7 separate regions of the Mus musculus genome follow, and all the other regions are linked to region 7. The links are chromatin loops, found by intact Hi-C in ENCODE. Cell type or tissue: left cerebral cortex. All regions are shown on one strand. Region 1 has its middle 110 kb from the start of Gm29835. Region 2 overlaps Gm29835 (a long non-coding RNA gene). Region 3 has its middle 110 kb from the start of Gm29835. Region 4 overlaps Kidins220 (kinase D-interacting substrate 220). Region 5 has its middle 25 kb from the start of Gm29968. Region 6 overlaps Gm29687 (predicted gene, 29687). Region 7 overlaps 4930480M12Rik (RIKEN cDNA 4930480M12 gene).

Evidence for each region. Hi-C counts contacts between places; a loop is a spot of excess contacts. Peaks named below come from ENCODE experiments on the same cell type or tissue, not always from the same donor. Only the 100,000 strongest peaks of a DNase experiment are listed, where the experiment ranks them.
Region 1: a loop joins it to region 7, with 3 times the contacts of the local background. A loop is called at or near these places in 15 of 42 quality-filtered maps.
Region 2: it touches region 7 in a loop (1.9-fold over the local background); 3 of 42 quality-filtered maps call a loop at or near these places.
Region 3: a loop joins it to region 7, with 2.9 times the contacts of the local background. A loop is called at or near these places in 15 of 42 quality-filtered maps.
Region 4: it touches region 7 in a loop (3-fold over the local background); 9 of 42 quality-filtered maps call a loop at or near these places.
Region 5: a loop joins it to region 7, with 2.1 times the contacts of the local background. A loop is called at or near these places in 2 of 42 quality-filtered maps.
Region 6: it touches region 7 in a loop (9-fold over the local background); 6 of 42 quality-filtered maps call a loop at or near these places.

The regions. Positions count from the first base shown.
Region 1 is chr12:25,869,694-25,873,693 of GRCm38, forward strand. No RefSeq gene overlaps it. Among named protein-coding and RNA genes, the nearest start is that of Gm29835, 110 kb to the right of the region's middle. In left cerebral cortex, no CTCF peak of the experiment used is centred here; a DNase peak (open chromatin) is centred at 1,577; H3K27ac peaks cover 790 bases.
Region 2 is chr12:25,980,363-25,984,362 of GRCm38, forward strand. It overlaps Gm29835 (a long non-coding RNA gene), which reads left to right. Exons shown (of 6, transcript XR_381359.2): 2 at 1-688. Among named protein-coding and RNA genes, the nearest start is that of Gm29835, 3.3 kb to the left of the region's middle. In left cerebral cortex, no CTCF peak of the experiment used is centred here; DNase peaks (open chromatin) are centred at 2,400 and 2,655; H3K27ac peaks cover 1,229 bases.
Region 3 is chr12:25,862,754-25,866,753 of GRCm38, forward strand. No RefSeq gene overlaps it. Among named protein-coding and RNA genes, the nearest start is that of Gm29835, 110 kb to the right of the region's middle. In left cerebral cortex, CTCF peaks have their summits at 823 (motif pointing left) and 1,813 (motif pointing right); a DNase peak (open chromatin) is centred at 1,734.
Region 4 is chr12:25,032,401-25,036,400 of GRCm38, forward strand. All of the region lies in intron 22 of Kidins220 (kinase D-interacting substrate 220), which reads left to right. Among named protein-coding and RNA genes, the nearest start is that of Gm36236, 59 kb to the left of the region's middle. In left cerebral cortex, no CTCF peak of the experiment used is centred here; DNase peaks (open chromatin) are centred at 1,789 and 2,276; H3K4me3 peaks cover 407 bases; H3K27ac peaks cover 1,055 bases.
Region 5 is chr12:26,275,642-26,279,641 of GRCm38, forward strand. No RefSeq gene overlaps it. Among named protein-coding and RNA genes, the nearest start is that of Gm29968, 25 kb to the left of the region's middle. In left cerebral cortex, a CTCF peak has its summit at 1,824 (motif pointing left); a DNase peak (open chromatin) is centred at 1,798.
Region 6 is chr12:26,096,885-26,100,884 of GRCm38, forward strand. Gm29687 (predicted gene, 29687) reads right to left here. Exons shown (of 5, transcript NR_131149.1): 4 at 512-608. Among named protein-coding and RNA genes, the nearest start is that of Gm29687, 110 kb to the right of the region's middle. In left cerebral cortex, no CTCF peak of the experiment used is centred here; a DNase peak (open chromatin) is centred at 2,498; H3K27ac peaks cover 924 bases.
Region 7 is chr12:26,224,420-26,228,419 of GRCm38, forward strand. The region is part of intron 2 of 4930480M12Rik (RIKEN cDNA 4930480M12 gene); the gene reads left to right. Among named protein-coding and RNA genes, the nearest start is that of 4930480M12Rik, 15 kb to the left of the region's middle. In left cerebral cortex, a CTCF peak has its summit at 2,192 (motif pointing left); DNase peaks (open chromatin) are centred at 2,152 and 3,461; H3K27ac peaks cover 1,733 bases.

The DNA.
Region 1 (4,000 bases), 350 kb before region 7:
ATCAATTGACTGTAATCAGTGATGGCATCTTCTACTCTTTGTAAATTGTGTATCATTCATTCAGTAATTGACAATGAACTGATATGCTCATGCGTATCAGTACTAGGATTGTCCCTCTTTGAGGAGCTTGCTCTGAAACAACTACCTGCACACAAGTACACATACTGCTTACAAGATGCAATTGTGAAGTTTGAGTATGGCAGTGGACAGCTCTGGTGTGATCTCCCCTTCATCCATTCATAGTACCTAGTTCATGGTACTTTTCTAACTGTTTTTATTTTTCAGAAGGAAGGGCCACTCACAGTGACCTAATTTCTGTTCTGTCTGCCAGACACCTTGGCATGCTTTCTTTCCCTGTGTACAGTGCATGAAAATACAGGAAAAACAGGTACTTCTTCATACTCATCTAGGAGAGGAGACATATGCTGTGGTACCTGTGGGAGCCACACATAGCAACTTTTCAGTTTAACCTACTGTGGTATTCAGCTGGGGCTTCTCACATCTCCAGGACAAACTCTAAATTCTTTTCCTATTAGGAAGTCCAGAACATAGAGCTTTGTCCCAAGGCAAATGAAACTCAAAGAAAAAATTAATTTACGTTTCATAAACAAGTAAACCCTTTAGTACTCTGGGAAGCTCTTTGCTCCACTCTTTCTGTGATAGGCTCTTCCACCATTCCAGGACTCCAGTCATTGTGACTTCTAAAAGTCAGTCTCCCCTGGAAACATTCATGTCTTTGTCAGAAGCAACTCTAGCTCCACGGTCACTGTCTTTGGATGAAATCACAGGGAATTAAAGTTCAGCTAAGCAGCGTCCTGAACTGTGACAATATTCCCTTTTGCCGCATGTGGCCTTACTTCCAAATGCAGCATCTCTAGAAGATGCAAACAATTACGGAAAATTTTCTCTGAATTACCCTCCATTAATGCTTGCTGAAGGGCTCCCATCTCCTTCCCTGCTCTTGAACCCAACCCCAGAGCCTCTCCTCTAAACAAGAAAGGATGCCCATTTTTGATGGCTAAAGACTTTTCCACAGAGAGCAAGATAATTTGATGTAATGACTAAAGAATGGCCTCAGTGAAATTAGTTTATCTTGATTTAGTAGGTTTAAATACAAAGAAAAGATGAAGGAATTTATACAGGTTATGTGTGTGCTAATGAGATAATAAGGCTTTAATGAAAACCAAGTTATTAGTTAATCAGTTTAGCTTGATAACTACTGGTGAGCTGTGGAAGAACAAGAATAATTAAGTGACACTTAAAGGTACGAGAAGAGCGTTCGTCAGAAATTGATGTGCCTGCAGAAGGCTCCAAATGGACGACTTTCATGGTCCTCTCTATGTTGCCATGGCAACCTACTTTGGTAACGCGTATCCTCCGTGTAGGAAAACAAGGGGCAGAGTGTTCTGAGGAAGGTGCAATCCCCTTTAAGCAGATCTATAAGCATCACAGATGAACAGAACTTTCAACATTCCGCCATGAATATTCATGAAGTAAGTTGTTTTTTGTTGCCTGCCTAGTCAGCAGTCAGAAAACACATGGTGTGTGTTGGCAGCATCTTTCCTAGGTAGAGGGCTATGGACTGAGGCAATGGCAGGAACCGGGACCTGTGAGGCTGACTGACATTTCCATCTGCAGAGAAGGCTGGTAATTAACAGGAAGGAGTGTGCCTGCAGCATTACACCATCTGCTAGGGAAACGGCTCAATAAGAAAGGCGCTGGATAGCATCTCAGCAGTGGCACGATCTGGTTCCGACATGAGGCCGGGCATCTGTTAGCAGAGGAGACAGACTATTAGGAAATTCGACTGGGAATGAACAACATGGAAAGAGTACTCTGACCTAGCCCATAAAAGCAACTCTGTAGAAGCAGCGTCTTTTTTATCTTACTTACACAAGTCTTCTGAAAATGGTTTGCTGAGGGGCCATTACAGATCTGTTTGAACTAACACAATGGATTCAGAAATGCTTGTTTGATTCCAAAGTGAAATTCTGGGAATCAGGATACAGCTGTCATCTTTTGACAATAGAACTAATTTCAGAGCGAGGATATGAGGTTACATTTCTTCTTTTGTTGAGATTGGGGGATGGGGGGCAGGGTGGGGCTGTGGGAGAGAAACAAAATGATCATTTGAATGTCATACTATTCAAAGTTGAAGAGGCAAAAACCTCAGGATGCTCTGAGGGAAAGTGAGCAGGTCAGAAGTTCCCCCCCCAACCCCCGCCCCTGTTCCTGTACTTCGTCCTATCACCGTTTGCTCTTTCTGCACTGTCTACCCAGTGCAAACCTTCCTGTTGTGGGAAGTCACACCACTCACCATGGCACTGCCAGACTGCACATACCAGCATTAGCACTTTGGAAAGGGGATGTCAATGTTTGGATCAAATGGCAGCTCATGGTGGAAGTAGCAAGCTGATGTGTGCTTGGCTCCCATGTCACCTCCTATATGTCCCATAAGAGTTTTCTTCGAGAGGAGACTCCATTTTGCCAGGGGTCAGCATAGAAAATACATTCTTATCACTGATGTCATTTTTCTGTCCATAATCGTATCACTAACTTTTCAGTGACCGTGGAGAAACTTTTGACTCCAGCTCTCCGAGTCAAGTGAGAGATCAGACCTTGTCAGACCTTGGAAGCTCCTTCCCATTGACCAGGTCCACAGACTCTTTCCCACAGTCCAGCAGATGGTGGATGACTGGAAGACGTGTCTTTCTGTGTGTGCGTGTCTGTTACTAAATCAGAGCCATCCGATGCGATGGGCTGAGACCTCATGGCACCATATGGGACTGAAGAACACAGAGACCTTGGAATTTAAATTCATCTGAGAAAGACGGACACATGCTTCAAATTTAGAGCATTAGTTCTTTTATGGGGTCCTCTTGTGAATGCAGATCATCTCACTAATGCACACTGATATATAAAAGGACTGGCGACAAACTTTTTAAAATGTCATTGGTAGTAGGAGAAAGAAACAGATTAGCATTAAGTGTAATGAATGAAAACATTTTATCTAGTTGTAAAGATTTAGCACCAAGCTCTCCAGGGAGACAGGGAGAGGAAGTGATTGGTATCACATGTCAGATTCCATGATATAAACAATCTCACTGTGGCCAAGTATACGCAGTGGATGGCTGCGGAGGAGAGAGTTGAGAATAGATGCCTTTAAAACCAGGATGTGGGCATATGAAACCCCTGACTTTATCTTTAAGGGCCTTAACACACATGATTTGGTAACATCATTTAACTGAACTTGACCCCTTTTCTCTGTATTGAGAACCTATCTAGGCACTTATATTCAACAACAGCCACCCATGTGCCCTGAGTCATATGATCTCCTTTATAACCTTGCTGCTACACCAAGAAATGGAAACGAATTATCTAATGTGACATAGGCTATACCATTTAGCTTGTGGGAATTGTGCTCTATTATGTTCAGGCTAGTAGGTCTCTCACATTTTAGGAATTTGTTTTTGAAAGAAACCTGCTTATCCTATCTATGGAACCAGCCATGGAGAGGCAGGTACTTACTCGAATTTCTCTTTCTATTCTGCGCTGCCAGCTGCACTTGTGCCTTCTACCCATTTCTATTCCAATTGAGAACTGTCTCAGAGTCTTCACTCAAAATTCCTCCTGAGCATACCACAGCTGCTCTGACTGCATCCCCAAACATCTCTCTTTCCAGTGGGGTTTTGGGACTGGGTTTGCCCTTCATAGCATCACCACAGGATCCTGGGCTCCAGTGTATACTTTAGGAGCCCAGAAAACATCACTTGGTCATCGTAGCATATTATAGTGAGCTAGGAGAGTCATTTCAATGGTCTGAGCAGCAGAATGTGCCACGGGAAGCCAGGTGGCATTGCAGAAAGATTAAATAGAGTAAAACTCTGTTTCTAGAGCCCCCATTCAGTCACCGAGTCATGTAAGTCTTGACTCGTATTTGGTTTTGCCATCTAGAGGAGAAATGTCACCACTCTCAGCAGAATCACACTGGTGTTTGGGT
Region 2 (4,000 bases), 240 kb before region 7:
CTTGAGGAAAATACAGAGAATTGGTGTCTCCTTGCCTCCATTATTTGGAGGTTGTGAGGTATCCCTACATCAGATTCCTATTCTTGTCCCTAAAATTTGTTATAAATGTCAACAGAAAACAACACTAGTCTGGTCAGTTGTTCTTGTTGTTATTGTGGTGAGATGTGTGTGTGTCTTGGCTTTTTTGTTTGTTTGTTTGTTTTTCAACGTTTCCACTTTTCAGTAATGCAGAAGAAAGTTCAATTAAAGTATTACCTTGACCAGATTGGTTTGTGGTTGAGTCTGTGATAAATTGTCTTGACTGATTATTAATGTGGGAGGACCCAGAACACTGTGGCTGGCACCATAGCTGGCTAGATGGGCCTGGGATATCTACATGAAAGCTGGCTAAGCAAACTAGAGAGCAAGGTTACATGTCCCTCCATGGTTTTTACTTTATTTTCTGTTTGAAATCCTGCCCTGACTTCCTTCAGTGATGAACTCTGACATGGAAGTGTAAGCTAAATTCTTTCTTTGCTTGAGTTGGTTTAGGAGGGGGCATTCATCCCAGCAACAGAAGGAACCCAGAACATGCACCTTAACGCCCACACTCTGAGCACTGAGTAAGCTCCAGGAGGCATAGTTGCTACTTCCCACTGAAACAGCTGGGGCCAGGCCAACTGCGTTCTTCAGTAGATGGACTCCACAGGTAAAGCAAAGCCTTCTGGGCTTTCCTCTGTACTCTGTACTCTTTCAAAGGGTTCTACCCCTGTTGGTGTTTCATGTCATAACCAAAACTGTCAGGAATGCAGGATGTGTAATTTGTCTTCTTGTAAACTAACAGTTTTAGTCAACCACCATTTAACCGATGCTATAAAAACAATTGAATAAGCATATAAATGTGTGTGTGTGTGTGTGTGTGTGTGTGTGTGTGTGTGTGTGTGTATAAGCAAGATGGTTCAGGGTCACAAATGAAGGCTGTACCAGAATGTCAGCATATCAGATCAGTTGCTGGAGAAGTATCCCTCAAGTAGCAATGAAGAGAGAGCTGGTTGGCCCCTGACAATACCATGTCTACTTTTATAGAGTGACTACTTACTGAGGCCATCTGAATGTTTTACAGTGGGCAGTAAGCATGCCTTTTGTTCCAGAGTGAGAGAGATGTTGTCCCAGTTGCCCAAGGTTGTTTACTGTACAGATGTCTTTGAATAAATGGTCCGATGCTCCACAGTTCCCACCTCTCTCTTAAATCATGAAGAAATGCAGAAGAGTGATGGAAAGTTGTCCCCCACCAAACCTCATGGTAGAAGACACGGCAATAAAATGTGTCTGGAGATCCAAGGTGGACACACTTGGAAGAGTTCAAATGAGAGAAAGGAGCTAACTAGTGTGGAGATAGAAGGGAAGCAGAAAACGAGGCAGAGTCCTCTTGTAAACCCTTGCAGAAAATCACAAAGGAAACTGAAATTCAATTTCCTGATTTTTACTTTATGAGGTGTAAGTACCAAAAAAAAAATTACCTGATCATGCAAAATGCTATTAATCTAAACACAGGTGTAATTCGTGTTTCACTGTCACCGCTCAAATCAAATTTAGGGTATCCTACTCTTTCTGTGACAGAAAGGGCAATGATTTTCACTATTGTAGGCAAAGTAATTGCAATCAAAATGGAGATTCCAGGACTTGGCTTCAATAACATGTTGATGATATCACCTGCTCTTCATTTCAGATTAATCAGGGAGACAGGACTGCACTACCACCAGGAAGGGAGCTGTGAGAGTAGATGTTTATCTTGGTGCGGAGGTTAGACTTCCACAGTGAAGCTGACTGTTGGCCTCCACAGCACCAAGGAGAAACCTCTACCTTGGTGTCGAGGGTGGACCTTTATCACAGATCTGAGGATAGACCTCTAACACAGCATTGAGGATAGACCTTTACCAAAGTGCTGAAGATATACCCCCACCTCAGAACTGAGGGTAGACCTCCCACCCACAAGGTAGAGATAGGCCTCTACCACAGTGCTGAAGCTAGACCTCAACCTCAGAGCTGACCTCTACAGCAGAGTCATGGGATATGTTGGCTGTATTGAAGCAATTATAAGGCATCTGTTCCCCTTACTTAACTAGAGACACAATTTAAGTTAAGGAGCTGTCATATTCCTTAGCACTTTAAAAACTAATATTTGTCACAGGAAACTTTGGAGGGGAAGAATTCTGATGCTTATAACCCTGCCTGAATTACAGTGTGACTGAACCGATCGCTTCTGTGTGAGTTCAGCCTTATACCCGCATTCCCATCTTTACTTAAAATAAGGACTGCACTTCCATATATGAGATGCAAGGCACAGAATGTTGTCTGAGTGTTTCCAGAGAGGAAAACTGGTCTCATCTCCCTGTGGCAGTGTGCCTGTGAGGCCTGTGCAGTCCCAGCCCTGCCGAAGATTCAGAAGGGCAACCAACCTTTAGAGCAGAAGTGAGAACTATTTTTATACTGCAAAAGTCTTGGTTTTATGTTTATTTGTAAAATTCTGGCAGCTATTTTGAGATGTTTCTGAGTTGCAATAAGAAACATTATGTCCATGAATTTGAAAAAAGAGGGAAAAATTAAAAATAAGAACGATTTTAGCGTATGGATTTTTTTGAAAAAATTCAAATTCATTATCAAACAGATTTTGATATTCTTGTGTGGGTTGTGTGGGGGATGTGTCTCTCCTTGCTGGCTGTTTCTGGAAGATGCTTAAGGGGGAAAATAACAATCTTTTTAAAAGATTCTGTGTTCTAGTTTTACAAAGTACATTTTTAAACTTGTTTTTAAAAAAAAGTTTGTCTGCAAAGATGATGGCTTCACACTGACTGAAAAGGAGAGAGCTAGAGGCCAGTGGAATTCTGGGGTGAGATACACATGAAGACCAAGAACAAATAATTCCCAGGGGCTTTGGAGACAAGTAATGAGAATGGATGACCTAATTTCTTCAGTACAGACAATGTTGCCCTCCAGTGCTGTAGTATAGGTCTAGCCTTAGCATTGTAGCAGTGGTCTATCCTTAGCACTGTAGTAGAGGCCAACCTTCAGTTCCATGGTGGAGGCCTAGCCTCATAGGCTCTTTCTTGGTGATGCAGGAGTCCTGCCTCCCTGACTGGTTTGAAATAACAAGCAGGTGATATCATCAGTCTATTATTGATCTTTCTGGCTCTAAATTTAGACGGGCCACTTGTGTGGCTTTGACTCCTCACTTAGACTTTCAAGGTCTGGATGAGACTTTAGGTTGGGTTAGTAGATGTGTATTTAAAAATCAGGGGCTAGGGATATTGTTTACCCAGTGAAGGCATTGTCAGGTAGTCATGGAGACCTGTGTTCTACCTTCAATACATGCAGGAAAGCCTGGTGTGGTGGCATGCATCTGTAGTCCCAGCACCAGGGATATAGAGACAAGTGAGTCATGGGGGTTTACCTGGCAGTCAGCCTATTTGTTAAACCTCAGTCCTCTATTAGGCAGCCATGTCTCAAAACACAATTTGTACAGTTCCGAGGAATGATATACCTGAGTAATACGTCTGAATTCCATAAGCACACCTATAGAAACATAGACACAGACACACAGATACACACACACACACACACACACACACACACACACCCCTACACTAAGGACCATGTATATGCAGAAATAAATATTGTTAAGGGTCATATTACATTCAGTGGACATAATAATATTAGCTACTAATAACAACTACTATTTCACCTGAATGCATCCCAGGTACCAAGCTTTTTTAAAATCAACCCTATGTGTGAATGTTGTGGATAATCACAGCAGCCATGTTTTTTCTGTGAAAAAAAAAATGAAACAAACAAAAAAAATATTACTTCCAAGTGAAATGTGTTGAGTGCAAAATTAGTTCTGTCTGGATTCTAAATCCACTCTTGTTTTGTTATTACACATTCTCGTGGTCTTTGATTCATCCCTATCACGAGTTCTTAAAAAAAGAAAGAAGAAGAAGAAGAAGAAGAAGAAGAAGAAGAA
Region 3 (4,000 bases), 360 kb before region 7:
CATGGTTTACAGGTTCCCTGTTTAGCTGACTCCCTTGGAAGAGTCTGTATAATACCAGATCAAGCCTCCTTAGGTCTTACTCTAAAGACTGTCTCTAAACAGAGCAAAAGAGGAGACAGGCATCTTGAAGCTGAGAAGTGGGAGGGAGAACAGAGATAAGAGAAAAAAATAGGAGTTGAAATCTGTGATGGGCAACCACAGACCTCATGCCTAGGGGATTAAAACACTCTATAGTGATTATCCCCAAATGGATTGCATTGTGTCTTTTCATTGTGATGGTGCTAAAATGGTCACCAGGAAGTCAGAAAGTCAACTTCAGGTTTTCACCAGCATTTGTGTGTACCATGGGAACCCCTCACATGACCTGCATATGTTAGCTAAATGCCCCAAACCAATGGTAGATGCCTGGCATTGAAGAGCTCTGGAGATGCCTTCCTCCTGAAGAGCCACAGTGGCTTTTCAGAAGGCCTCTCTGGGTTTTACAGTCAGAGCCTCTGAAATTCTCAGGGCCCCAGGAGTGATCTTTACAGTCGTTATCTGTGTGTTCCAGGTAGCTGATGCTCTCTTGTTTAAAATTCTCCAGTGAGATTCCAGATTTGTCAGGGTGAACTTCAAAGTCCCTGTGTCCTTTGGTTACTGTGAGCCTTTGCAGGCCTCAGCCCCCTCTCTACGTGAAATATTTTCTTTCTGGCATTTTCAAGGATGGACCCCTTCTCATGTGTGTACGTGTGCATGTGTTTTCATGTGAGTGAGTTGTGTCCTTTATCAAGTGTCCTCTAATTCCTGACCCCTGACTGTTTTGGGACAGGGTCTCTCACAGCCTGCCAAGTAGACTAGGATGGCCGACCAGTGACCTCCAGTGGTCAGCCTACTTGCCTCCCCTTCCGGAGTCTGGAGTTTTAAGTGCTTACTCTTCCCATTCTGAAACTTGTGATGGACACCAAGCTTTCGTCAAACTCAGAGTTTCTCCTGCCTCTGCCTGACAAATGCAGGCACTAAAAGCGTACACCACTCTATTTTGCTGTTTGCCCTGCTCTAACTCCCTTTATTTTATATTCTCTCTGCTTTAACAATCGATGTCTCATCCCACTTTCTCACCATGTTCCTGTTCCATCCTGTTATTCCTCCCCTCCCCTTGCCGCCATCAAGACACTGTTGGTAAGATGCTGCTTCCTGTGAGACCTGCCCTGGAAGTGAGCTGGGCTATCCCTGTTCTCATCGAAGCTTAGGCTTGCTCTGTTGCTGCTCTGGATTCTCTGGGCATTTTCTCACTTAGTTTTCTTTTGCCTCTCCCTGGTGACTTTGACTTGCATGTGCAGTCTGTGATCTAAACACAGGGCACAACTGGTGACAGAAAAAAAAGATAAACAAATAAATGTGAGATAAAGAAATAAAAGGAAACTAGGCGTACTGACATTCTAATAAAGAGGTCTCTGTACTATCTATCATGCAGAGGCCCAAAATGCTGTCATAACCTTTTGCCTCCTCAGGCTGTGTAGGAACCATGCTAACCTCAGCCTCGGCAATGTGACAGATCTTCCTGGAATAACCAGAATCAGGGGGGCTGGGTGTCTCTTGCCCACACCCAGTGCTGTGTTCGCTTTCTGTGTTTCCTGTCTGCCCACTCACGTTTGATTTGGTCTCTTTCTCATCAGTGAGGCTATTTTCTTTCACAACATATGCTTATTTTTTATTTTGCCCATCCTTTTGAAATGCTCATGTCTCTCTGACATTTGTCAAAATGGTTTAATGTTTTTTATTTTATAAATTCACGTCTTTAGAGACCTGCCCTTGCAATTTAGGGATACAACCACCAGGTGGCAGGATGGCTTTCAAACTACCAGGCTCAGCCTATTGGCTGAATTCTGTAGGAAGTAGGTGTCTACCCAACTTAAGAATGGCAGCCCCTGCAGGGCACTTCTAGGGTGAGAAGCTCAGGGAGGGAAGACAGCCATTTAGTTATGAAAATGGAGGGGAAAAAAGTCGTCTGTGCAAATGCCTGGGGTCAGCAATTTAGGAGCACTGATTACCATCCATGGCGGTCCTTCTCCTCAAGAGTTAAGTCATCTGACAAGGTGTCCTTCAACCATGTTGGACACTGCCTTGATCTCACTCAGTAGGGATGCTCCATCTCTCAAATAGCCCTTTCTAAGCAACCTTTAGCACTGCCATGTCACTGATGTCTGTCCGGGTGGGTCTTAGAGCTATTCCCTCTTATTTGCCCCCTCCTCCAAGAAATCTGTCAGAAGAAATCAAAGGAAAAATTTTAAAAAAGGCCATGGTGGCTGTGTTCCATGCAATGTTTTGTTCTGTTTCCACCAGAAGGGAAAGATTCGAAATGTCCCACCACCTGGGTCCACTTGGTTTGCCTGAAGTTAATTCACTCACCAGCTGTCAGGGCTGCTTCTGTCCTTGGGTGAGATTTGGCTTGCTCACCCACTCTTCTGAGCTGCAACTGGGCCTGGCCTCATTAGAAGCCATGTGGCCTCCATAGCTGGCACCATTACTGTCCCTGGAGTCAACCCGGATTACATCAGCCTCCTCTGATGGCCCAGAGCAGATTTCACACTTTTTTTCCTCTTTCCAATTTGTGCTGTTTGGTTGCTGCCTTTGCATCCTGGGGAGTCGCTGTGTGGTATGCAGTCAGAGGGGCTGCCATGATTCTCAGTCTTGCTCTTACAGCTCAGCCCCACTTCTCCAACTCAGTGCCCCCGGGGGACTCCAGGTGGGGGTGAGCTTACAAACACTATCCACTTTAAATTTTTTTCTGAGTAACTCAGGTTGGTACTGTAGATGGTGAGGTTTTTGGCAGACTTATACTCCCCATCCTTTCTAACAGATGCATGGGAGAATCCCAAGAGTGCACACGGGAGCATATCTTTGTTCAAAAGGCTGGGCAGCCTTCTATTGACTTGACCCACACCAGGTGGGGGATACACATAGAGGCTTTCTCATGGAGTTAATGAAGCTGAACAAGAATTTACTCGGGTCTTCTATCACATTGCTGGGTACCATTTAGATGGATTGTGGGTGATGAAAATGAGCTTGAGTTATGCATGAGAAACGTTAAATTCCAGTCTTCACTGCACCCCTGTAAATACCTGCGCTGTTTAAGAGATATAAGAATGCATACTGCAGAAGACCAACATCGCCCAACAGGTGACAGAGACTCAGAACAACACTGTTCTGGGTCTTTCTAGACCAAACCTTGCATGCTCTCCTCTGAAGCAGTTCATGTCATTCCTAAGTCTGATTGTTTTTCAGTTCATAAAAGCAAGACTTGCTTAGTATAAAAAATTCAAAGACGTAGACAAATACAGTCTTTGAACTATCTTTGGCCCATGAGTCAGTGTTAACTTCACCAAACGATTTGATGTGTCTCCATTCTGTGGTTATTGTCAGCAATATTTCTAATACACAGCTAAGTAGATCAACAGATGGGCCAACACTCAGTTAACTCTTTCTCCATTGGTCTAAATTTGAGTCTTGTCTCACACAAATGGCAATCACAGGGTAGAGTTTGAATTCCCCCTTCAGGGACTATCAGTACTTGGAATATTTCTTGGCCAATAGCCTCAGTGCATGTGAAGCTGATTTGCACACTGGCAACTCGAAGTCCTGTGTGCAGATGCCTCACTTATCTACCTGCAGAGACGATGAGAGGAAATGCGCCACAGTGTCCGCACATTCTAGGAAGAGAAGATGCCATCTTGCTGACTATATTTCTCATGGGATTGAACACCTTCTATTTTGGTCATTTAGAGACAGGTTTTTCTATTCTTACTTTTTTGGTCAGTTATATATTTTATTTCCACTGTTGGAGATTTGACATTGCTATCTTCTGACCTGTTTATACGGAGTATATAAGTAGCTGATATATTTTATATCATATATTTTATATAGATCTTGATCTTTTCCATTTTACTCTGAAACATGAGAAGGTGAATTTGTCTTTCCTGGTTCCAATGAATAACAGTCCTCTCCCACCTCTCACCACAGA
Region 4 (4,000 bases), 1.2 Mb before region 7:
TTACACTGTGTCTGTCTTCAGACACACCAGAAGAGGACATTGGATCGCATTACAAATGGTTGTGAGCCACCATGTAGTTGCTGGGAATTGAACTCAGAACCTCTGGAAAAGCAGCTAGTGCTTTTAATCACTGAGCCATCTCTCCAGTCCCCCACCTATTCTTTTTCAAGCACAAAATTTTGTCAGAAAGGGTAAAATTTTAGAAAGAATGTGTGTATGTGTATGTGTGTGTGTGTCTGTGTGTGTCTGTCTATCTGTCTGTCTCTTCACTTGGCAGATATTTATTAAGCAACTGTGCTATGACAGAATTCTAGGCACTGGAGATGTACTAAAGTTTTGACAAAGTTGGAGTCAAAACCAACTTTAATGGAAGGGACAGTCTGGAGAGGGAGTAAGATGTTTAAGAAGATACTTGCACTAGTAGGTGTACATCTGGCGTGCAGGAGAGTAAGGACCTTAGGTCTGTCATAGAGGAATACGAGCGTCCTTCAGGTAGGCTTCCCTAAGCAAGAGAATTGTGCTGAATGCAAAGGATGACTGAGAAGTAAGTGGGTGAAGACAGGAGGAGAGAGTGTCTAGGGTTTTGTCTGTCTTTCCAAAGATATTAGTAGTAAAAAAAAAAAATGAGTTTTATGGGGCTAGAGAGATGGTGCAACAGTTAAGAGTACGTACTGAACGCCAGAGGACTCAAGTATAGTTCCTAGCACACATATGGCAGTTGACAAACTTCTGTCCCATGATTTTTTGCACTCATGTGCACATATATCAACATTCAGGCATATACACCTATAATTTATGTCATTTAAAATTACTTTTAAAATGAGTTGTGTGGTATCTTTTGTTTCTGACTCTGGCATTACAGTGGGTGGCTTTTGTTGTTTTTTCCTTCATTGCTAGTGATTGAACCTAGGGCTTTGTGGGTGCTAAGCAAGCACCCTTTCATGAAGGTACATCCCCAGCACTGAGTGGGCCTTTCTGTCTGTATTATTGTGAGGGTCGTCTGGAAGTTAAGTTTGTCTCAAGTGTAATACAGTTCCAAGGCAGATGAGAGCTTATAAAGATGTTTGGATTGCCTAGCATTCGTGAAACCCTGGGCTTGATCATCAGTGAGTGAAAATTGGGAGGTGGAGTGGGGTGGGGGGGTAAATCTTAATTTTAATTCTTTATTGGATAATCACATTATTAGATGACCAACTTCAGAAAAAATATAATGTCCGTTTCATAAGTTATACATTATGGACCTTTAAGATATAAAATTTTCCATTTAATTTTGAGCCTTACTTTGAATAGAATTGACAGGAATGACTTATGTAAATTCTGCCAAGTAATTTATTTGTGTCTTCTATAATAAAGCACTGTCATTTATCATCAAAATGCTTTAACTTACATGGATGTTGGCATTAACAAGTGCTGTTCGATCAGTGGCATCAAAAGAAACTACACTCAAGCTTCCTGGGAGCTCAGTGATGCCTGTACTGTAAAAATGCTTTCTGTGGGCCATTTAACTGCTGGCAACTTTAGTTCACATGATTCCTAGTGCTGAAAATTTAAATTTGCTCTTAATTGAAAAGTGAAGTTATTTAAATTCTTTAAATGCTAACCTTTGGAAAAAATATCTGAAAAATAAAAGCCCATATGATTTTGATGGCCCACTGCCAAAAGATTATCATTTACATAAACGTCTCTTTTAACAGAAGGGCTTAATGCATTGAGCTCAAAAGGTTAGAATAGAGACTCCAATCTGGAGAGCAGCAGTAGACGTTTGGCTTGTGAACAGCCGCATTGTTCGCCACGCTGAGAACACTGTTCGCATTCAGGCTGAAAGCAACGCTGGCATTAGGATTCGGTTAATTTGTTTCATGTGACTTGTCAGCTGTGTGTTTTTATCTAAATCTTCCTAGCCTCTTCTTTTTGTGTGTTACACTTCTGAGAAATGAACTGCCTTTTTAACTGTTTCATTTCTAGTGTTTTTTCTACGTTTGCAAATGATACCATGTGATCGTTTTCCAGGTTTTCATTACTCATTAAATGTACTTAATAATCAGTGAGGATGCTGTTTTACTTTATTGAAAGCAATGGTATCTTAAAGAGCTTTGTGCTGTGTGCATGTTTGAGTCTGTAGCAGGAGTCTGTGAGACTCACACAGAACTGCTCGCCCTGTTTTCTCACGAGCACCCATTCTTTCCTTGTTTGCTAATTTTGTTCTCTGGATCTTCCCTCAGATGACTTTTAATATCTGGCTACCAGCCAAGTACTGGGTCTCAGCAATAAAGTGCTGATCCCAAAGAAAAGATGCAGCTGTTGCTAATCTTAGGGTTCCATCTCACTTGGGAAGAGCAGGCAAATGTTCTTTCCCCTAAAATGGAGCCCTAGTGCCACCCAGGAGCACAGGCTCTTGAGTAACTGGCCAGTGCTGTGAGGAGAGCTTCTAGAGATGCTGTTACCATAGGAAACGTGTGCGGAGGCTGTGCGGTCTCATGGCTGGCGTTTGCCTAGGTCTGCAGAGCTGTCCTCCCAGTCAGAGAGGTGGCCATGCCACCACTAGGCAGGTTTCCTCCAGGTTCATCGTGGTCCTGTTACTCTCCTCCTCACCTCCCCAAGTTCCCTGGGAACTGTGATCTGCTTCCTTCACACTGGCCAGATTCCTTACTTAATATAGCTGATTATGAGGTTTGCCCCTGTCAAGTTCAACACAGTCTACTCCCTTTTCCTGTTCAGTTGTATTCTGTGATATCAGCCTCCATCCACTCTGTACCCATCACTTAGTGGACACTGGCCCTTCTCCCAATTCTCCTGTCCACCTGTTTGAGCATCTCCGTTGTGGTTTTCATTGCTTTATCTCTGGAGCATTCGCTCACACATCTCAGATCAGCTTACTTACTCCCTGGTGGTTAGTAGGGAGAACCCAGAAGAACTGGAACATTCTGGCCATTTGTTTACTTTCAAGACAATTTCATATTGATCATTGTAACATTGTCTAGTAAGTGTTTTTAATGACTAAAATTCACTTATTTTTACATTTGAGAATTTCTGATTGATTCAAAATTATTTATGGTTTGAACTCATATAAATATGAGTTTATATATATACACACACACACATACATACATACATACACATACATACAATAAAAGAGTACAAATATATTACTATATTTGATTGACTAAATCTTATCCTTTCCAGGCTACCTTCTGTGTTTTATCATATCTATTATACAATAAGCATATATTAGTTTTACAATAGAAAATAGCCTTTTATAAAGGAAAAAAAACCTGTGCTGACACTTTTTTAGTTTGTGTGATTTATTTAAAAAGCTTTTTCCCTGGGGGAGGGGGGGGGAAGAGCCACGGTGTCACATTGAAAAATCCCAGGTTGGGCCCCCAATGGAGGAGCTAGAGAAAATACCCAAGGAGCTAAAGGGATCTGCAACCCCATAGGTGGAACAACATTATGAACTAACCAGTACCCCGGAGCTCTTGACTCTAGCTGCATATGTATCAAAAGATGGCCTAGTCGGCCATCACTGGAAAGAGAGGCCCATTGGACATGCAAACTTTATATGCCCCAGTACAGGGGAACGCCAGGGCCAAAAAGTGGGAGTGGGTGGGTAGGGGAGTGGGGGGGGGTATGGGGGACTTTTGGGATAGCATTGGAAATGTAAATGAGGAAAATACCTAATAAAAATATTTTTAAAAAAGAAAAAAGAAAAATCCCAGGTCTCAGCACCAGCCTCTCCCTCATTGTGTGATATGGGTGCGCTCATAGCCCAGTTCAGTCAGCGAGCAGGAGCAGTTGGCTGTGGTGTACCTGGTGTGTCTTCCTCTTTCTCATTGTCTCTCTAGTCCACACCCATCAGTGCAGTTCTGACTTCCTCACTGTCACCTTAGTCGTCTTGGGACTGTATTATTATTTCCCTCTTTTAGGTTCTTTGAAGGATATTTTTGAAATGAGAGCCAGTGTGTAATGTGCTCCTTGTGGACAGAAGCAACAAGGTTTAAGA
Region 5 (4,000 bases), 51 kb after region 7:
AGGTCTAAATCTGGAGTTGACAAGATTAGCTATCAGTCTATTCTATCCACTAGTATTTGTGATCCTGACCCCAACACATAATTAGCCTTATCAGGGACTAGACACACACACACACACACACACACACACACACACACACACACACACACCTGACAGTGAAATGATCACATTGCTTCCCTCAGTCTCTGTTCTGGTTTCCTATTGCTGTGAGAAACACTCTGACCAAAAGCAACGTGAGGAAGCCAGGGTTTGTTTCATCTCACAACTCCAGACCGTAGTCCATTAGTGAGCCACGACCAGGAGGGAGCTTGGGACAGATCTGCCTGCAGTACCTCTAACCAAGGAACTCACTGCACAGCCAAGGAGGTACAGCTGAACTAGAGAGAATGCTGCTGGTTAGCTCGCACAGAAGCTAGCCTATACTCAGCTTTCCTATCAGTTTTAGGACCTCCTACTTGGAATGGTACTGCCCACAGCTGACTGGAACCTCCTATGTCCACTCACAGTAAGACAACCCCACAGACATGTCCACACACCAATCTGATTAAGGTCATTCTTTTATTGAAGCTTTTATTGTAGACTGTCTCAAGTTGACAATTAAAGCTAACCAGGATAACCTCTCCTAACTTATGTGTGTTTCTTTCTCTCTTTATGGTGTATATATAATTACTTAAGTTCTATGGTCATGTGTTCATCTGAGTGTGCTCTTTACTGGCGTATGCAACCTTTCTATTCACCTCAAACTCTGACTCTTTGTTTATATATTTCATGATGTGCCAACTTTCCATTGAACACACACACACACACACACACACACACACACACACACACACACACACACACACACACACCTGCCAAACCCAAGGACCATTTCAGAGTAAGGTAGGAGAGGTGACATATATAACTGTCACAGGGGTATGGCCAGACACGTGGGTCATGCTTCAAAGTCCAGCAGTACATAGGAGACAAGCAGACCTCCAAGAATTCACTAGACAGCCAGCTTAGCCTGCTTAGAGAGCTCTAGGCCAGGGAGAGTTCCTATCAATAAAGGGGGAGGGAACAGCAGCTCTTGGGACATAAGCCTGAACCTTACCTCTGGCATCTGCTTGCATGGGTACACACCTGAACCTGTATACACACACACACACACACACACACACACACACACACTCATGTTTCAGTGCTGTAAATAGAGACCTGGGAGGAGCCTTAGATACTGTTGCTATGGATGCCAAGAGCCAATCTATAGGTGACTGAGCTTTGCAAGCTACGGGGCACAAGGCAAAAAATAGCTTTTCCTCTTGGCCACATTGCCCACACCTGGACTCAGCTGGATCTCTGGGAGATGTAGCCCTAACGGGAGCTTCTCGCTAATGTGAGCCTCAGGAGAACTGAGGCAGGGGTTCTGGGCAAGAGCTCACCAATAGCAAAGTCCCCTTGTGCTCCCCTGAGGTCAGTAGCCAGGGAGACAAGAGGGCATTTGCTCTCATGTTGGTCACATCATCCTGAGTGGGAACCTCCCGGCCTGGTGGGAAGGGACAGAATCGTGCTGCCGTAGGGGAGGGGTCATTAGCAGCTATGGGTTGCCGGGATGGTTACCTTTTCCAAAAGGCCTGAAGTGGAATGGGGGTTGGGGTCTGGCGAAGCTGGGGTTCAGTGTGTAAGGACTTGCTGGTAATTTACAGTCTTTCAGGAGCCTTGCATTCTTCTCAGAATTTTTTCTGCCAAGTTTTTGTTTCATATTGGGCCTTTTCTCTTTTTGGGTAAAAATATCTCATGGCTGGCCCAGGCCCTGGAAACCACAGGGTTTCCTACAGCAACAGTGCCACCTGCTGTTGAGAACAAAGCTGGTGATTTCTCCAAGGAAATTCTCTATGGGGTCCAGGAGGAGTTCAGGTTTCCTGTGTTGGTAAGGGGAAATGGATTCATTCAGCAGGGAATAAATACTGCTGTGCTGAACAAGCAAAGCCAAACGGAGGGAGGTCAGGGGTAGGCAGAAGAGGGGACTCATGGGAAGTGTTTTCAGGATTGAAAAGAAAAGTGCTCTAAGGAGTCCTGTGACCCAAAGGAGCCAGCCTTAGATTTGATCTTCCAAAAAAAGTTAAACAGAGGCAATCCTTCCTAGTGAGAGCCAGGAGAAGTAGGGGCTGGTGAACCCCAGCTGTGTGTCCACCCTTGGAAGCCAACAGCAAGCTGTTTAAGAGAGTGCTGCTCCTTAGAGAAGGCACCCCCACAGTCACCAATTCCCAGGTAGGGACTTCTGAGCCCTGCTTGTCTATCTGTCATACGGGGAGAGTGAGCTTCTACCCTCTTTCCTTCTGTATTCATGGAGGTTTCAGGCCACCATTGGACTTCCATTGCCATAGTCCCCTGATTTCCTTAAAACACTATGAACCATAACATCCATAGGCATTCAGCTTCGATGACTATGTTCAGTTTGCTTTCTGCTTGGGGGAAGAATTCTATCATTCTTTTACTTCACCTTAATTTTTAATGAAGGCAGGATTTGAAAATTATGATCTAGGGAGCCTTCCCCTTAAGGTTTTTAAAATAGGAGGACCAGTAAGATGCCCCCCTGTCCAGGTGGTTATGGAAACACCTTCAAAATGATCATTTCTGCATTTCAGCTTTCTCTTTTGTTGCCAGCTTGACAAGATCTGGACTCTTCTTTGGGACAAGCATCCAGGCATACATACCTGTGAGGAATTACTTAGCCTTTTGACATACTTGGGGGTGACTGGGTTAGTAAGGGTGGCAGGAGTCACACTTAAGGTCTTAAGACTGTATAAAAGGAGAAGGGTGAGCTGAATGCAGGCATTCATTGCTCCTTGCTTCCAGGCTAGATATATCCAGTTGCCTTAAGCACACACTACATTGACTTCTCTGACATGCTGGAATATACTTTTGAACATCAAGTCGAAATAAACCTCTGCCCACTTGAGTTTCTCTTGTCAGAGTATTTTATCACAGAAACATCATAAGAAATGAAGCCCAGCTTTTATTTAGAACCTGGTCCATTCAGTACGTGCCACTAATCTCTAACGATGCACGTTTTAGGGCAGAAATGATCTGGAGTCTATGGGTGCTAACAGCCATCACTGTGTGTATATATACTAAGAATTCAGAGTAGAATTAAAGTATTAGCTATGTTTTGTTGCTATGAGAGAGAGAAAAAGCATGACCCAAGACAGTTTACAGGGAGTTTATAATTATGGGGAGTCATGGCAGCAGGAAGAGGAAACTGAGAGATCCCATGTCAATCATACACACACAGGAAGTAGTGAGAACAAACTAGAAGTGACGTGAGACTATGGGTAGTCAGGGTTGTATCCAAATGGCATGCTTCTTCCAGCAAGACCACACCTCTCCAAGGTTCCAGAAACTTCCCAAACCGCACTGCCAATTAAAGACGAAGTGTTCAGCCACAGGAGCCAATGGGGGTCACTTTCTCATTCCAACAACCAGCCCAAGAATGCTGAGTACATCTCAGTTAAAGTTTTTATTGCTCTGAAGAGATACCATGACCATGGCAACTTCTATAAAAATAAAGCATTTAAATAAGGCTGGCTTACAAATTCAGAGGTTATCCCATTATTATCACAACTGGAAGCATGGTGCTGGAGAAGGAGCTGGTGGTTCTCCATCTGAATCTGCAGGCAGCAGGGAGAGAGAGGGAGCCACTGGGCCTGGATTGAGCTTCTGAAAGCCCACCACCCTGAGCAGAGTGACACACTTCCTCCAATCAGGCCATGCCTACTTCAACAAGGCTACATGTATGTCCTAATCCTTCCGAATAGTGTCACTCCCTACGAACCTAGGAAGGGCATTTTCATTCAAACTACCACAGATACTTCATTCATATAATTCTCTCCCACCCCCAAGAAAAACATCCTACAAGGGAGACTAATTTCCAAGTTGGAAATACATCCCCATTTATTTATGAAGGGATGTCGGAGATGTAAATGAACCCCATAAGCAGTTTGCAGTGCTGGGCAAACAT
Region 6 (4,000 bases), 130 kb before region 7:
CTGCTCTTTCAGAGAACTTTTTGCAGCCTATGAAAAAAGTAGTAGCCAGGGCCCCCACAACCACATGCATCTGAATTCTGTACTTAGCCCAAGAAGCCTGGGGCAGATTGTTGCCCCCTGAGTCTCCAAAGAACAGATATTTTATCTGATGTCTTGCTTATTGCTTGTTTATACAGCGTATTATGTAGTTCAGGCTGGCTTTGAGCTTGCTATGTACTAAAGAATGACCTTGAATCTCCTCCTGTCAACATCTCCCCAGTGCTAGGATTATAGCTGTACATTGCTATATCCAGATTATACAGATTTGCCCCGGGGGCTTAGTGCATGCTAAGCAAGTACTCTACCAACTGAGCAAAGGTTGCTGGACATTTTGAAAATCATCTAGTTATGAGCTGAGGTCTTAGGTAGCTTAATCTGAATTCCCAAGCCGCAGAAACCATGCTATCATAAATCGTGATTATTAAGTTTGTGGAAACTTATGACATAGCCATCAAAAGCAAATGTAACCAACCTGAAACAAGATTCCCCCAATTTGCACATGGAAACAGACGCTGAGCTTTCATTCTTCTGAGACCCTGCCTCTAGAGAATCCTTGTGGGTTCTGAGCCCTGGAGAGACAGAAGACTATAAGTTAGTTCGGAAATATCTTCTGAGGACTGAGCTACCTCTACTAGGAAATGAAGTGCCTGCTTGCCTAGAGGAGCTCTTCAATTCGTCAAGGACACTCAAGTTCATCCTCAAGTTCTTTTAATCTGCTCCTGCTTCAGAGCTGACTCCCAAGGACCTTGAAGCAGAGCCCAGGCCTTCCTGCTATCTCCAAGCCCGTGTAGGTGACACTCTTTCCACCTCTGCTGAGTCCAGGCCAGATCCCACCCAGTTTGTCACTGCCATCATAATCTTTATTTACTGGCTTTCCAAGGTTCAAAAGAAGGGAATGGAGTATTCCCAAGTTTTGCATGCTTATGTCACACCAGTGGTGTTTTGTTTTGTTTTGTTACATGATAAATTAGTAACTTCTCAGGCACATTTGGTGAGCCGATGAAAAATGGGTTTTCCCAATGCACTGAACAAACACCGTCTTCTGGATGTCTATCTCCCATACTCCACTAGCTTCAACACAGCACAGGTTTATTGACGGATGAGCTGCGAGCTCCGTCTGAGTGATTGCTTCATCCATTACACCATGCTACATTTCATCCAACCCTGGCTGCTTCCATAGCCCAAAGACTTATTGGAATCGGTTGTTTCCGGCTCATAAAATATAAATGACTTAGAGGGGGAAAAGATTATTGTACCAAGAACTCGACCAGCCTTTGAAGCTGCATCCTTAGTTATCTGTTGAAATTCATTTCATATTTCCATCATTACCTCAGTGTGTGTTGGGTCCCACTATAGAGCAGAAATATACAATCTGCTCAGTAAGGCAGTTTGTAAGATGCTGGTGTGAAACAATGTTTTCAGTGTTATGGTTTGTTGACTGTTGCTTCTTTTTCTAAGAAACTACACCCATAAAACAGAAAGTTTGTTCGGGAGTATGAATTCTCAAGTGAGCTTTAAAAAGCAATCTGATCTAAAACCTTAATTCAACCATCCTGTCTATCAATACACCACCCACACTTTATCCACACACCACCCACACTGTATCCACACACCACCTATGCCTTATCCACACATCACCTTGCCTTTATCACTACCTACATGCCACACAGTAGACATGTTAACATGGGAGATTGATGGACTGTCTGAAGCTACACAGCTGAGACAGTGCACAGAAACCAGAAGCTGGGATTGGAGCACCTTCTAGATGGGCCATCAGCCCTTTGTGTCAGAGCCTTGTGTACTTCAGGGGTGGTCACCTTTGCTCTACACAAGGAGGCATGAAGGGGTGGAGGATTTCATTGAGACACTTGCATTCTCTGGGGTCTAATATCCCTCTTTTCGCTTGGAATTATCTTTAGGTTTGGATGTTCATGTGGATTGCAACTCCCCCCCCCCAGGTTTTGCCTCATCTCCATTGTGTCACGTACACCATTGTGTGTTATTCCTGTTAAAATTAACATATCCCCCCCCTCTCTCTCTCGTGTGTGTGTGTGTGTGTGTGTGTGTGTGTGTGTGGCTGTTTTGTTTTTGTTTTTCAGAATAAGAGTTACAACTGTGCAGTTTAGGTACCCGACTACCATTTACTTCCCTTGCAGATCTCCCCTCGTCTCTTCTCTCATGGGCCTACTGGTGCATAACATGGGAAAACACGCAGTTCAATGCTTATAAAGAGTTCAACCTCTCACTCAAGACTTAATCTTTGCAAGAGTCTAGAGAGACACTCTGCAGGCATGCACAAATAGCTCAGGCATGGTCTCTGCAAACGGATGGCCATAATAGGAAGGCTGTGGAAAAAGCCAAAGCTGAGATCAACAAGAGGAGGTGCGAGATGGATGCAGCTCCACTCCGAGGGGACTCAGAATGGTGCAAGTTTCCAGCAGAAGGTGCCATTTGAGTTGGCGCTCAAAGGATGCGTGGGGATTGATGCAGAAATGGACACACTAATCCAGGCTGAGAGAGTCATATACAGAGCAGGGCAAGAAGCAGAAGTAAAACTTAACTATTGTTCCTTTAACAGGCTCTGTGTGCTGGGGTGCTATCCTGCTTGGTTCTCTGCTGGTAGACCTGGAGCTCAGCTGGCCATGTAAATGCAATTCCAATTTCCATCTCCCGCCCCCCCAAAGCCTTCTGCCTTCCCAGCACATATTTCTGTGTTCTATGGATACTGTCTAAATCTATTCACAAACACTCTGGTGTTCTTAATCACACCAAAGATGAGGTGCAAGTGCTGAGGTTGAGCCAGGGTAGCCAGGAACTGGGGAACAGAGTAGAAATCAGTATAGGAGTCCCAGGGTTGTGGTCTATCCTCACTGTAGTGAAGAAATGAGGGTGGATGGGAGGGGAGGTAGGATGACACCCTACCCACTGTGCCTCTATCCAATTCTATGTGAATCTAGCTGGAGTCAACTCTTCTTGGATCTTTGCATTTGCTGGACATAGCCAACCTGAGTGATTTAAATTACCTTTTCCTTAGGAGCCATTCCAGGTTGGACAGCATTAGCCCTGAGAACTTTTCCATATACACTAAGAAAGAGGCACTGAGAAAAGATTCTGGACTTACTAACACTGCATACTGTCAATAAATAATTACTGAATGAATTTACAAGAGGCTCTTGGAAACAAACTCCTACACTGCCGTCTAAAGAATCATGCAAACAGGAACTGAAAAGCTTTAACAAAACAGCTCCTAATTCCATCAAACAAACATGTTCAGCCGCTAGAATGAGAAAGGTCAAATACAGAGTCACACTCCTCTTAGAGGTTTCACTACTGAACGCACAATGAGAACCTTGCAAGCTCTTCTGTAACATAGCCACATTCCCATGAGCTGTGTCCTGGCTTCATCTTCATGCCACCTGGGGCACCTTGCTGGCTCTGACTTTAACTCTGGCATTAACACACCTGTTCTGCCACCTGACCCACTACTAGTCCAGTTTATTTCATCCAAAATCTCAAAGCTATCTTGCTTTAGGTCTTTCATTTTTATTCTCAACTTTCTCTCTCTTATTCTCAACTCTCTGTCTATCTCTTTTGTGTTCTCTTTGAATATAAAGAAGTAGCTATTTTAAATCTAGATATATTAATATGTATCTAAGTATGTATCTTAATTATGAGAATTTTATGATATATATGTATATAATTAGATGATAGAAAAATGGAAACTAGAGAGAGAGACGATAGTCAGTAGATTGATTGACAATAGTAGATGGATTATAGATGAAAGATAGATGAATAGACAGATGGGAAATAGATAGATAAATGATAGAGAGATAGACAATAGATAGAGACATAGATAGAAGATAGATAATAGACATAAAATGATAGGTAGATAAACTATATATATATATATATATATATATATATATATAGATAGATAGATAGATAGATAGATAGATAGATA
Region 7 (4,000 bases):
CAGTGAAAATGTGGTGAAGAAGAAGACACTGCGAATGACCCAGCTCTGTGCCTGACGGGATGAGATACTCTGCATAGATCCAAATCAAGAGATTTATATTGGCAGTCCTTGCTTTGAGACGCAGACTTAAGCACCATTTTCCTTTTCTCCAATTGTATGTACACACACACACAGGCATGCATCTTTATGTGAAGTGGACTGGTACCTCTGCATTCATTTTAGTGTGAATGTGTGAAGGAAGAACCAGTGGCTGACAGGAAGCACTGCACACAGTAATGTTTAAGTTTTCGTCTCCATTTGAATCGTGCCTGTGAGAATGTAATGAAAGCTTAAATCAAGATAAGCTGCAGTAGTCAGATTCCTGCTCACAGGAGTCAGTCTCTTTTGTTTGTAGGAGCCTTTTTCTTCAACATTGAAACGTATCGCAATGTTATTTGGCCTGTTTATTTTGGATAGACAATCTGCACAGCTAATTGTACCACCATGTTAAGTGTGTGCGAGGTGTGTGCATGTGTGTGTGGTATGATATGTCTCTGTGTGTTCATGTGTATATATCCGTGTGTCCCTGTGTACATGTGCATGTTTATGTGTATGTTTGTGTTTGTGTATGATCATGTGTTACATGTGTGTGGAGGTCAGAGGATGTAGTCATAAGTGTGATTTCTCAGGGGTCACTCACCTTGCTTTTGGAGGCAGGGCCTTTCATTGAGCTGGAGTTTGTCAAACGTGAGAAGCTGGCTAGTGACCCTCAGGGATCTTCCTGTCCCTACCTCCCCAGCACTGTGGTTACAAGCAACAAGCAGGGGCCACTGAGCCCATCTTTTCACACGGATGCTGGGGCTCAAAGCCAATTCCTTTTGTCTCTAGACTGAATGCCATATCTGCTAAGCCATATCCTCAGCACCTGCATCATGGTTTCTTTGCTTTTAAAGATTCATTTATTTTTATTATGTGTATGTGTGTGAGCCTATGTAAGTTTTTATGGACCATGTAAATGTCTGGTGCCCACAGAGGCCAGAAAAGTGTATCAAATGCCCTGGAACTGAAGCTGTAGGTGGCCACGTCCTGCCCATATGTGTGCTGGGAAGTGAACCCATGTCTTCTAACCCTTAACCATTGAATCATATGCTTAGCTCCCCATGCTAAACCATTTTTACTTAAGGAAAAATAGAAACCAGTCTTGCTTGCTGCCCTTATCCAATTGTCTAAAGCAACCAAAAAACATGTCAAGGGGGTCATCTGACCCTTCCTTCTCTCTGGAAGCTTCCATCACACAGGGGATGTCGTAGTCAAAGGGACTAAACAGCACTAATTGTAGCTATACCCCTCTTCTGTATGTCCTTACTATGTTTCTCCAGAAGTCCACCCTAAAGCAAGAAACCCCTGTGTCAAGAGAGCTGCTGGTCTTTACGGCTACAACAGACATGCCTGTTGCTTCTGACTTGTGTCTGGTCACTTTCGAGACCAATCAAGACATTTAAGAATTAAAGGCTTACTGCTTCTTCAGATGCTAATGTCTTAGAGCTTCAATAGCAGTTATAATCATGGGCTGACAAATCCTGCTTCATTAGAAAACGTTCTTTCCAGGCAACACCTACCTAAGTGTTACAGTGGATCCACAACTGGAAACACTTGGAACAGGCAGTTCATGCCAAGAAAAAAGAAGGAAAAAGATCACAATTTGGATACTTATGCATTTTTCTACATGCAGGACCTTATTTTCATATTATTTATTCATCAAGGATCAGATTATTCTAAATTTCTCTCTTTCCCTTTACATTGGAAGTTAATACAATAAAGCATTATTAAATGCACACCAACTGGCAAACTGTTCTTTGAGCATCACTGTCACCAAATTGCTCACCCCCTTCCCCAAGGCAGAGCACTAAAGCTTATACTATCTTTATTTTATTTATTTTATTTTTTTTGCTCCTATCTTAACTTTTGGGGGAAGGTTAAATTATTCTGAAAGTTCTGAGCCATCTACATATTTATTCTTTTTAAAGGTTCTGTGGTGTGTTAGCATCTGTATTGCCAGAAAACAAAATTTTCTTCAAAGTTATTCTTGGGCAGGCCTGGGACGCAACCCATATGTCCCACAGTTAGTGTAGCTCAAGGTTTTAAATTTATGCCACTTTTTCCAAACTTGACTGCAGTGTTCTTTGGTTTGGTGAATTTGTGGCGCCACCTATAGGTCAGATCTCAGAAGTTCACTTTCCTTTATCTGAAAATCATCTTTCAAGTTATGTCATTAAAATGATGGCTCTGAGGGTCTTGAAGATTTCAGACTGAATAAAAATAAATAGAATGTCCTACAGTAACAGAGGGGCATTATCAGCCAACCTAGGTCCCTAGCCTGGATGAACGAGGAAGAACAGACAAAGAAGTATTTTTCATTCCTTCTAACCTCTTTAAACATTTCCCCAGCTCCTATCACAGACTAGCTTCTTTGGGAGAGGATATGAACTTGAGCCACGGGCTCTTGGAGAGAGAAGACCTCGGTGGCTGTTGGGGGTAGTGTGTATTATATAGAAACTCAATAGAAAGCAAGGAGGGTCCAACATTCCTGTTTCCTTCCTCCCCTGTTGTCTAGATACTTGTGGTGCGGAGATTAAAATTTTCAGGGATGGAGGCCAAGGGAGAGTTTCACAGCACAGCACTCTCACTAATAAATATCTCTCTGAAAACAGCCACAGCCCTCAGAACTGTGATTGTCCTCCAGTCTCCATCCTTGTGTGTGACCACCCTTGCTCTCTAAGTAATTAGAACCATAAAACTGTGGAGAACCCAGCAGCGCTAACCTGCCTAATATGTGGGTAAGTGACAGAACTAAGTCTGCTTTAAAGCGTGGATTCAGACCCTTCTTTGCATCGTCATAACCCACATGCGGGTTGTGTGCCCAGGCCAAACCCCTCAACACACATCCATAAAGAAGATGCAATTTGCTATATATGGATTGTGTACTTGAAGAGCTTTAAAAATCAAGCCTTGGATCGAAAATAAAAATTAATTTTTAATATTTCTGTTAGTCCATCTGCCAAAATGATGCCTTCCTTTTTAATTTTTTTTAAAAAGTCTTCAGTCTAACAAAGAGCAGTTGGGCAGCTATGGATGGAAAAAAAAAACTCAGCAGTCAACTGCCTTGTAAATTAGAAGCTGTGGTTGTAAAGACGGATTTGTGCAACAGTGGGAGTGGAGAGTGTGTCTGCCTTGTAAATTTAATTAAACAGCAGGTGCAAAAATCAGGTCATATGGCTTTGATGTGCCCCGTGCGAGGATGACAACCAGACAATGATTCTAATATGAAGAAATTTGCATACATTTGCATCGGACCGCAGAGAGCGCTGGGCCCTTGCCACGTTCTGCATTTTATATCTAGGAAGTTGAATAAGATTTGAATGAACGATTTCTATTTAGACACAGCGGAAAAATACAACGAGCTTGCGGCCCTCGCACAGAAGGCCGTGTGGCCAGCAGGGAAAGCCTATGAGGGACACTCTGAAAAGCAACCGCCCGCCCTCCTTAACAGTGGCAGATGCAAAAATGCTCAAAATGGAAGGAAGGAGACAGTGGGGAGGGAAGGGGAGGGGAGGGAAATGTACTGTACTTTGATTTTTTAAGACTTTCACAGAAGGTGCCACATTGAATAAGCCCTTCCTTCGTGGCTCATTCTTTTCGCTCCCATCGTCCCTGCTGTAAATCCTTAAATATAAAAATCAGAAAGACTTCTCAAATGAAGCAAGTATCATCTTATATAATTGGCTTCTGCTTTTAAAGGAATGTCTCTTTTCCTGTCGGATTGTGCAAACCTCATCTTCCGTAGCGACACACCAGGATGTTTAGTGTAAATGATGTCCTCTGTGCTTATGTCTCCTGGCATAGATATGAAAATATTGTGAATACATAATCCTACTGCTGGCCATCAGCATTTTCTCTGGATTGTTCAGGAGAAAGCAATGATGGGGATTGAAGCCAACTGCTCCAGATGAGCTGGTGGGTG